2 separate regions of the Homo sapiens genome follow, and region 1 is linked to region 2. The links are chromatin loops, found by intact Hi-C in ENCODE. Cell type or tissue: ascending aorta. All regions are shown on one strand. Region 1 has its middle 32 kb from the start of TNS1. Region 2 overlaps TNS1 (tensin 1).

Region 1 (5,000 bases), 91 kb before region 2:
TCTATAGATTACAGAAATTTGGCCAAATGTACTTTTGTGAACAAAAGTGGAAACACTTACTTTTTCTCCACATAGGATCCTTCCAGAATTCAGAAACTATTTGTGAGTATTCTTGTTGGTATGGTAATATAGTGATTTGCTTCTGTTCTATAGGAATCGGTTCTCTTTATAACAGGATATATTGACAGTATTGGGTATATTACTAGGGCATTGACTGGGATGTCATATTTGAAAATGTCCAGAGAAGGAATCTATAGGTATTGCTGGTGAAGTCTGAAGTCTGCCTTGGTTTGGCTTTCTAGCCTCAAGAGGTTTTAAAAAATCCAATTTGAGATTTCCTATCAAAAGTTCCAACAAAGCAAGCTTTAAAAGAAAACCTCTGTGGTCAATTGCTATGTTTGCTGCATTTATTTAATTAGTCAGGCTGTGTTTGATGAGGCTAAACTTATTTTGCAAACAAATTAGTCTTACTTTGATTATCTTTGGTAGAAATGAGAGTGAATGTAGAGAGAAAAATTATGTTTCGGAAGAAAAATTATAGTGTGCCTGTTATTAGATTGTAGCCCTGCTCATTGTTTTTCAGTTTATTATCTTTTTTTTTTTTGAGACTGAGTTTTGCACTATTGCCCAGGCTGGAGTGCAGTGGTGCTATCTCCACTCACTGCAACCTCCGCCTCCTGGGTTCAAGGGATTCTTCTGCCTCAGCCTCCCAAGTAGCTGAGGTTACAGGCGCCTGCCACCACGCCCGGCTAATTTTTTGTATTTTTAGTAGAGATGGGGTTTCACTATGTTGGTCAGGCTGGTCTCGAACTCCTGACCTCAAGTGATCCGCCCGCCTCAGCCTCCCAAAGTGCTGGGATTACAGGCTTGAGCCACTGCACCCAGCCTCAGTTTATTATCTACCTGTAGACTGGACTGGATCTTGATTCCTTCTAGATTCCTCCAATCCAATTTTCTCCCATGGAATTACAAAGAACAAGAACTGCTCTGTTCCTGAAGCCTTATAAGCTGGAGCTGGGCAACTTAGTGTACATTTCAAGGGAAAACCTTCATGCCTGATGTGCGTGCCACACAGAGTTTCACCAAAATACCTGATGCCATAACCAGAGATATTTAAACTGCAAACCAGAGTGAGAAGTTGATGACTTCACGCTGTGGACAGCTTTCCCCAAAACACTGAAGAAGACTCCTCATCGTGGTGAATCTCTTACCTCTCTTAATTTCTCCTTGCTTATGTCTACCCCTTTCACTTGGCAGCATTATGCTGTAATTAGGATTTCACAGCCAGTAGCTTCTGTGGGTAACTTGAGGGAGTGTTGGTTCTGTCACATCAAACCCAAAGTTTTACGTCATCTAAGAGATCCGTTAGGCCACCCAGTGGCTGACTTTAGCAGCATCCTTAACTCAACTGTTGGTTCAAATTGGAACTGTGGTCCCTTTTATAGAGTTAGACTTCTAGACTCACTCGTTCTCACCCCCTGTTTTAATTTAACCCAGTCGTAGGATGCTAGATAATGTGATTCCTTGTGACTTGGACTGTGAGCCCAGGAAGAACCCTGAGTCTCACTGCCCAACTCTCTCCTTACACAAAGGAGGATGCAGAGCCTCCTTTGTGTAAAGTCCAGAGAGGGAAAGACTTATATCTGGCCACACAGCAAGGGAAAATCCCAGCTCTATTTTGTAGGCCAGGGTGTGAAGATGATGGTGTGGCCTCCACCGATTGAGCAGTCCCTGGGCGACGACACTGTGCTAATTGTTTAATATCTTTGTCCCATTCAATCCCCACATAACCCTGGGAGGCTAGAGGGGAACCTGGGGCACAGAGAGGGTAAGTCTTTTATCCAGCATCACAGAGGTTCCCAGGATTTGAACTCAGGTGTGTGTGCCCACAGGGCCTGTGTTCTGGGCCCTGACTTGGTGTGAGCAGCCCCGTGAGGGTTCATGCCATGTGGACACTAGGCTGGGAGTGTCCCCATGTTCCCCATGGAGGGCCCCCAGCCTCACCCGGGTACTCATCCTCCTCGAGACACCCACTCATCTTTTCCTGGGCCCCAGCTGAATGGAAATGTGTGTTCTTTGAGGAGAGGTTGCAGAAGTAAAGCGCGGCCCCAAGGCTGGAGCTGAGCAGATGCTGCGTGTGTGGGGGGAGCAGGGTGCCTGGTTTTAATACTGCCTCTCTCCTGGGGGATCTCATCCTCTTCTCCTCCCAATGGATCCTGGGGCCCAGACGGGGACACTGTGGCCCTGAGAGCAGGTGGCCTTATTCTGAGATCCTAGAGTCAAGACCAGGCATGGAGCGGAAAACCCAGGTGTCCTGCCTCCCGGGCTGTGGCTGCTGGAGTTTGGGGTGGCGTGGCAGTGGTACAGCAGTGGGACACAGTGGAGGGAAGGGGAGAGGGAAACGGAGGTAAATGAGGGAGGTGGCTGGGGCATGGGATTCAGGGAGGACGGGGTCAGGAGCCCAGAGACCTGGGTCTCCATCCTGGCCTGGCTACACACTCACTGTGTGATCTCGGGCAAATCACTCACCTTCCTTGAGCCTCAGTTTCCCCACCTGTAGACCAAAGATTGGACTGATGGTCTCGGCAGCCCCTTCCAGCCCAGATCCTGTGTGAAATCCATGAACGGCTCCATGTGTCTCCTCCTCTCCCTCGTCTCTGCCAGGCATTTTCCTCCCCTGGCTCCTGGCATCACACTCCTTCTATCCCCGTAAGTTCCAGGGGTCTCCCTGCTACTCACCCAGGAGAGCCTGGCTGGCTGGGGCACGACAGCGCGGCTCTGCTGCCAGAGTCCGTCCCTAGTGACTGCGCAGGGAAGAAGTGGTAGAGGCAGGATCCAGGGCGCTGGGGCAGAATGGTGAGATGGGGGATGGGTCCTCTCAGGCCCACCTGGGGTAGAGTCACCTGTTGGCCAAATGGGGGCTGATCCATTGTGGTAGCTGGGACTGCTGCTAGTTTCCTTTTCGTTTTCAGCACCTGCTCTTGCTTTTCTTCCTTCTCGCCACCAGGGGGCACAGGGAGGCCATGGAGCTCCGCAGCTGCTATTCCTGTGGTTGTCTCTTCCGTGTCGCTTGGTTGGGCTGTGAGGCAGCGCTCCAGAGTGGGGAGGGGAGGTCGAGGGCCCCACCACGCTCCTCCTTCCTGTCTCCACCTCAGTCAGCTGAGGCGGTCCCCCTGAGTGCTGGTCATCAGTGCCGACCCCCCAGGCCTGATCCCATTCCCAAAAGGATGGATGTGAGACCACCAGTGAGATCCTGTGCGCAGCAATGGGCCGGGCGGGTTTCCCCGGTGGGCTGGGGTCCCCCACCCTGGCTGTGCTCTGCCTCCTTGAGCCTGGGGTCTTTCCATGCCGGGTCCTCGTTTCTCCAGGCTCGGCTGCTCCAGGGGCTAGTATTAGGGAAGTGGAGCAGGGGCCTGGGAGGACGGCTGTTTTCACAAACCCCAGGAACCGCATCTAAAAACCAGCACAACGGATGCCCGAGGGTTTCTATCCTCGGCTCCGTCCTGCACCTATATCCCCCATGCGGAGGCTGCTTCCCCCATCTCTGTCCCTCATCTCTGCCTCTTCCTCATTGTCTGCCTTTATCTTCTCCCTGTCCCTCTGTCACGTTCTTGGTGTGTTTCTCACCTTGCCCCCCAAGTCAGACTGTCTGAAGTCCCTGTCCCAAGGACTCCACCACTGCCGCCCTCCCTTCTCCCCTCCCTGAGGTGGGCTTCCTCACTGGCTGTGTTCGGGACCTGTATTGCAGACCCTTATCAGGCCCCACAGTGGGGGCTCCTGTCGCTGCTGGACATAAAGGCAGGGACTCTGTCGGGGCCAGGCTGGGGTCGTTGCTGCTCGCCTGCCAATGTCGCAGGCGCTCTGGGCTGAGCTGTCGCAAGGGCTGGGGGCGGGCCGGCTTCTGGGGCTCCCGCGTCTCCGCCCCTGCCCGCCGGGGCGCCAGGCCGGATGGGCTGCACTGTGAGCCTGGTGTGCTGCGAAGAGCTGCGGCCCGGACCACTCTGCGGTCCCCAGCCCCCGGGGAGTCCCTGGGTCTCGGCGCGGGCTGAGTGCTGGGAGTCCGGGGGTTTGGCCTGTGCAGAGAGAAGGCAGCTACCGCTTCAGGTAGGGGCTGCGGGAATGGGTGAGGGACGACGCCCCGAGTCGGGAGCTGGCGGTTGGCAGAGCCCAGGGCACCTGACACAGGTTAAGTAGCCAGCCCAGGACGGTGCTAGTCTGCTTGGGAAGTGCGGCAAGGCAGGTGGACCAAGGGGGAGGAAGGACCACGACCGGGTGAAGGGGCCTCCAGTTGGGTAGAGGGCTCCCCTGGGTCTCTTGTGCCCTTGGGAGGAGGGTGATATAGGACCTGACCCCTAGAAGGGCAAATAGGTTGGGTGAGGTTGGTTTAGGAGTCACCCAGGAGGGGCAGGCCTGGAGTGCTGGGGCAAGGTAGGGAAAGAGTTAATCTTCCTCGAGCTGGACCAAGGGGCAGCTCTGGCAGTGTCCCTTCATTTAGGAGGACTCTGGAGTTAGGAGGGTGGGGGCCCCACTGGAGCAAGGACTTCCCCAGGATGGTGGGGACAGGCTGGCCTCTCACCCCTGCCTTCTCTGTGCTGGGTAAGTCTCAGAGACTAGCAAGTGGGGAGCTGACCTGGCAGTGGGGACAGGTCTGAGCTGGGAGGCAGGTGTCTGCTCTGGAGGAGTCTGCCAGGGAACCATCAGGCCTGGGATAGGTGTGGTGCTGGTTTCTTCCTGGGAGAGTAGGAGGAGGTGTTTGGGGTCACCAGGGATGGGTAACTCCTCTCTAGGTCCCTGTGACCTCAGGACTCGCTGTTGGTGGGTCTTCTTTCTTCACCCTGTGTCCCTGCCTCCCCACCTCCCACACAGCCAGCTTTGACATGGGGCAGGTGCCTGTTGGGCCAGGTAAAGGTGGGCAGGGACAGGGACAGGGAGTGGGGCTGTGATGGAGGGAGGAGCCGGGGCTCTGGAGGTGGATGATCAAGGGGAGAAAGAGGGGAGGG
Region 2 (5,000 bases):
TGGAGACCCTGGGAACCCTGGTCCTCAGGGGCTTGGAAGGAAGAGTTGGGAGGAGGGAGCCAGGGGGCTGAGCAGACTTGTTCAGAGAGCAGTTTTTACTGTGTGTGTGTGTGTGTGTGTGTGTGAGAGAGAGAGAGAGAGAGAGAGAGAGAGAGAGCGATGGTGGAAATGACACTGGGGAGAGCTGAGGGTAGATGATGGGCTGCGGGACAGCTCTTAGAATTAAGGAGGAAAGCTGCTCTTTTTCTGTGAAATCCTCTAGCTTGTTGACTTCCTTTCTTAAGGTTTCAAGGGACTTGCTGGGTTTATAGTTCTATACCCAGGTGCTGGAGCAGGCAGGCTGGAAAGAGGGGTGATGATGGGGTAGGGGATGGATAGTGTAACCTCCAAAGTCTCCTGAGAGTGGCTGGAGGAGGGGTCTTCCAGGTCGCCCCGTCTCCCAGCCCAATCTGTCACAGACCTTTGTGGGATGTGTCTGGGATGTCCTGGGTCCTAGCAAAGCCTGTGTTTCTGCCTGCGATTATATAGCTTCAAAAATAAAAGTCTTCATATGAGTATCTTTGGTACAGCCTAGTGCTGTATTAAGCATTTTAAAATGCCCTTTGATTCAATCATGAACTGATTATCCATCCATCCATCTCTTCATCATTCATTTATTCATTCCACACTTATTGAGACTCTACTATGTGTCAGCCTTGTGCTGGGCACTGACCAAATGAGGAAAGGGGAAGGGAGACAATGAACAAATCCCTTATCGTTCCAAAAATGGGAGCCATAGAAGTGCACCTGACCCACTGCATGTCAGGGCGTTAGTGAGCCGCGGAAGCCCCAGGTGCTCAGAGGAGGGGACAGTGCCCACCAAGTGGTGAGTCTGGAGAAGGATCCAGGGAGGATGGCTTCTGAATTGAGCCCTGAATGCTGATAGGGAGGAGAGGGAATGGTGTACGAGAAAGGCCTGACCGTCAAAGTTGGAGGATGGAAGGAGACAAGGTTGGAAAGGCTGGGATGTTCCACTGCAGAGCTTGGACTGGAAGTAGCAGGCAGTGGGGAGCTGGGACGCTTTGATGTCCGTTGGGATAATACGGATGTGGGTTGGAAGGAAGAGAAGGGGAAGATGGAGGATTCTGCTGTTCCGGATACCTGCTAGTGGGAGGGGTTCTAATTTTATAGCACAATCCCCACATCCACCTCTAGAGAGCTGAAACTGACCCGGGATCCCCTAACTTCCCTCATCTAAGCAGAGCTGACCCAAGCCCCAGAGGAGCCCTTAGTCTGCAGTGGGGGTGGCAGGTAGGGGTTAAGGAGGATAATGTTGTTGGGGTCACCTTTGCCGTAGAGTTGGGACCAGTGAGTGGGAGACTTGGTTTGAGGCTGGGCCGACGGCTAGGGAGGACTAGGCCAAGTGTCCCCATAGTCCATCTGCTTTCACCATCCTTGCCATTTGTGGACAGCATCCACACTCTCACAGATTGAGGCTGCTGTTGAAGCTGGTGGGTTCTGGATGCTGGAATTTGGGACTCAGAACCCAGACCCTCTTTCCAGCTAGGAGAGGACGAAATCTTGCTCTGGAGGCAGAGGATGAGTGGAGCGATGCTTCTATCTCTGCCCTCCCCATATAAGGTCCTGAGAAGCTGTCCTTCTCTCCCCTATCCCCAAGGGTTTCATTGTCTCTGACTGGGGGCGAGGCAGCCCTCCAAAGTACTGGCCATCTCCCTGTGGCTCTGGCCCCACATGCTCCAAAATCATATCCCCTCTCAGGGACTCCCCTGTCATTGTACTTCTGGGGAAAACTGAAGCCTGGGGAAGGGTTTGGCTGAATTAATAAAATTAGTGTGTGTTAAGACCGGAAAAGTTCTTAAAGACCTTTCTGTCGCAGAGGAAACTGAGGCTCGGAGGTGCAGGCCACTGACCCAGATGCGGAAGAGAAGGAAGGGCCTTTCAACCTCTGGATGTCTGAGTGGTGTGGAGCTTGGCTGTGGAGCCAGCCAGGTTCAGGTGTGAGGTCCTCCGCACAGTCCTGCTTGGACTTCCACAAGTCACCTCTGTGCTCCGAGGTCACGATCTTCAGCTATAATAACCGGGTGATTAGAAGACTAAGTGAGAGTTAATAGTCTTTAGTGGCCAGCATCTGATAGGTGTGTAGCAAATAACTTTTCCCCTTCCTTTCTAAATAATCCTATCTGCTTCTTCACTTTTATCTTTCATATGGTGCTCTAAACTTTTCACATCACTTCCCCCATTATTTTTATCATGGAAAACTTCATGCATGTACAAAAGTTGAAATGATTATATGGTAAACTCCTACAATGAACACTTTGATATATTTGCTTTATCACATTTCTGCCAATCCATCTTATTTTTTGATCCATTTCAAAGAGAGTTGAAGCATGTATTTCATTAACTGGAGCTCAGCTTAAATGACTTTTGAATGTACAGTCACAAATGTCCTAACTCAGCCCAGAGAAAACAGCAGAGATTACTATCTCACATTTGACAGCTAAGAAAAAAGCAGGTTCAGAAGTGAGATTCCTGGCCTCCAGTCACAAAATGAGTTGGAAACAGCGGAAAGCAGAGTGCTGTAGAAAAGCTGAGAGTTGCTATATTATTATTATTATCATCATCACCATCTCAGCAAACATTCTTCTCCACCCAGAAGCCCTTTGGCCATTTCTCTGCACCTGCGTCTTTTCTATAGAGTCTTGACCCCTCCCTGCCCGCTTCCCCACCCCTGTCCCCCAAGCCTTCTGGCCCTTCCCGTCCTGTCCCCAGGGAAGCTGCTGGGCCAGTGGCTGAAGGAGGGGCAGCCACATTCCCTGGTGATCTCCTGCCCCAGGTGTCTGTGCCCTGACACGGCCTTCCCAGAGCCAGCTAGAGTGCAGCCAGCAGAGCACTGCAGGGGTTAAAGGAGGCCATGGCTGGCGGAGGGGGCCCACTGCTGGCTGGCTCCGGGAAGGAGGCGGTGCACTGTTGGCCCGCCCCCTGGGCTGGCCTGGGAGGGAACCCGACTAGCAGAGCCCTCTGCTCAGTTGCTCCCAGCAGTGGCCCTGGGACCAGCTCTGCTCCTTGCACCCCGCTCCCTGCCTGGACACAGGCTCACTCGCTGCCTTCTTCTGGGGGAAACCAGCTTCTTGCCAGCCACAGCTGCTGCCTCCGCCACTGGCCACCGCCCCTGTCCTGGGAGTCCCTTGGCCCAGACACCCACCTGACTTAGTGGCTCCTCTGCAGGAAAGGTGAGTGAATGAATGTGCGTGTGTGATGGTGTACGTGTGTGTGAGTGTGCGTGTTATATTTGTGTGTAGAGGGAAATGGAGCCGGCCAGGGCTGCTGGGCTGTTGATACTGATGCTGTCAAGACCACAGATCAGATTAGGAGAAGGTGAGGTCAGCCTGCCTGTTCCCATGTCTCTGGGTCAGGCAAGCTGTTCAGAGGCCAACCTTGTCAGTCCCCTGTCTTCAGATGTTTCTGTGGTTCTGGCAGGGATGTCTGGGGTGCGGCTTGTCCCTGCTCTGAGAGAGCAACCAGTCAGAAGGAGTTTCGTTTGCTGGGGAAGTTGCTGGTGTCAGTGGCTGCTTGGGACTGAGGCCAGCTACAGGAGTAGGGAGGGACACAGGGACCAAGGGAGGGGGAAGCTTGGGAGTCTCTTCTGCTACTTGCCTGCCCATTGCAGGGGGATGAGTATTTTTTCTTCTTCATCTCTTTCCCTGCCACCCACTTGAGCTGCTGTGAGGGCACCTTTCTTCTAGGGGCTCACTTAGCTCCCTGAGGTCTGACCTTGGCTGCAGGGAGGGGCTGGCAGGCCTGGCAAGGTTAGGGTTCAAAGCACTTTTCCCATCTCCACTCCTCAGTGTGGGCCCTGCTCCCTTGCCCATGGGCACAGACTGGCAGAAGTGCCCCCTCTGCCCTCTCCAACCACTAGCCCTTACTCCTTCCTCACCCCTCTGGGCAGAAATGGCTAATCCAGGTGGTTAATGAACAGACAGGGGCAGCTGCCTTCCCCCTGCTCCTCCCTCTCCCCCCACCCCTCCTGTCCTCTGACTCTGATGCCCTGCCTGCCACCCGTTCCCAGGCTGGAGAATCCATACAGAGCTGACCTCAGTGTCAGTCCCCCAACCCCCAATCCAGGACTTGGGCCAGGACTGCCTGCCCAGATGTTTTAGGCTGGCTACTGTTCTAGAAGAGGAAACTGGGTGGGGGTGATAGGGGGGACCCGGAGAAGCCTGCTGTGCTCCCAGGCTGGGCTCCCTGCAGGGGAGGGGATGGGGTTGGGGGATAGGATGGGTGCTGGGTGGGGAGGAGATGGAGGAGGAGGGCAGGCAGGCAGGCGGTTGTGGGGGTGAGAATAGGAGGGGGACCTGGAAACTAGGGTGCCAGGGTCTTTGGAGACAAGGGCTTCTCTTCTGGAAGTCCCAGCTGCCTCTTCAATGTGGCAGCAGTGGGGAAGGTGTAGGGGGAGCACCCTCTCTTCCCCTCCTGAAGCTGCCTGGGGTGGGTGGAGACCATGGTGGCTCACATGTGACCTCAAGTTGCACCTGCCCCTGCCAGCTGGTGGCCACTCCTGTAAGCCTGAATACAGCTCTCCTTGGACCTCAGTACTTGCTATAGCTGGGGCACCCCTTGCCTGAAACCTCTGGCCCAGGGTTGTGGAAGGGAGTGAGGGAGGATGTGGATTGAGATGGAGAGGTTGGGGGGAGAGACCCGAATGGGATCAGCACTGGAGACCCAACTTGGGGTTGGCTTGGACTCTGCTGCCCATGGAGGGCAGGGATTTGGAGAGCAGTGGGCTGGACCAGGCTGGGGAGGGTCTCGGCCAGTCCGGCCGAGCACCAGGGCTGGGAGCCAGCACTGTAACCAGGAGCTGAGGGTTCTTGGCGGTGGAGGAGGCAACCTGGGACCCTCTGCTTCCAGGCGCCTGGCCTTGAGCCCTTCTGGCTCTGCTTCCCCATCCCTCATCCCATGCTTCTTCACACTTCACTTCCCGCAAGGCCCCAGTGAAGAATTTC

The links. A loop is a pair of places that touch in the nucleus more often than their neighbours do. Peaks named below come from ENCODE experiments on the same cell type or tissue, not always from the same donor. Only the 100,000 strongest peaks of a DNase experiment are listed, where the experiment ranks them.
Region 1: a loop joins it to region 2, with 2.7 times the contacts of the local background. A loop is called at or near these places in 4 of 110 quality-filtered maps.

Annotation. Positions count from the first base shown.
Region 1 is chr2:218,032,924-218,037,923 of GRCh38, reverse strand. It overlaps a transcript of TNS1 not described here and a transcript of RUFY4 not described here. Among named protein-coding and RNA genes, the nearest start is that of TNS1, 32 kb to the right of the region's middle. RefSeq lists enhancers at 1,589-1,678, 2,534-3,066, 3,067-3,600 and a silencer at 2,691-2,740. In ascending aorta, CTCF peaks have their summits at 2,869 and 3,070; a DNase peak (open chromatin) is centred at 3,093; H3K4me3 peaks cover 1,200 bases.
Region 2 is chr2:217,942,095-217,947,094 of GRCh38, reverse strand. All of the region lies in intron 3 of TNS1 (tensin 1), which reads left to right. Among named protein-coding and RNA genes, the nearest start is that of TNS1-AS1, 34 kb to the left of the region's middle. RefSeq lists an enhancer at 2,486-3,331. In ascending aorta, a CTCF peak has its summit at 2,930; a DNase peak (open chromatin) is centred at 2,964; H3K4me3 peaks cover 3,859 bases; H3K27ac peaks cover 4,843 bases.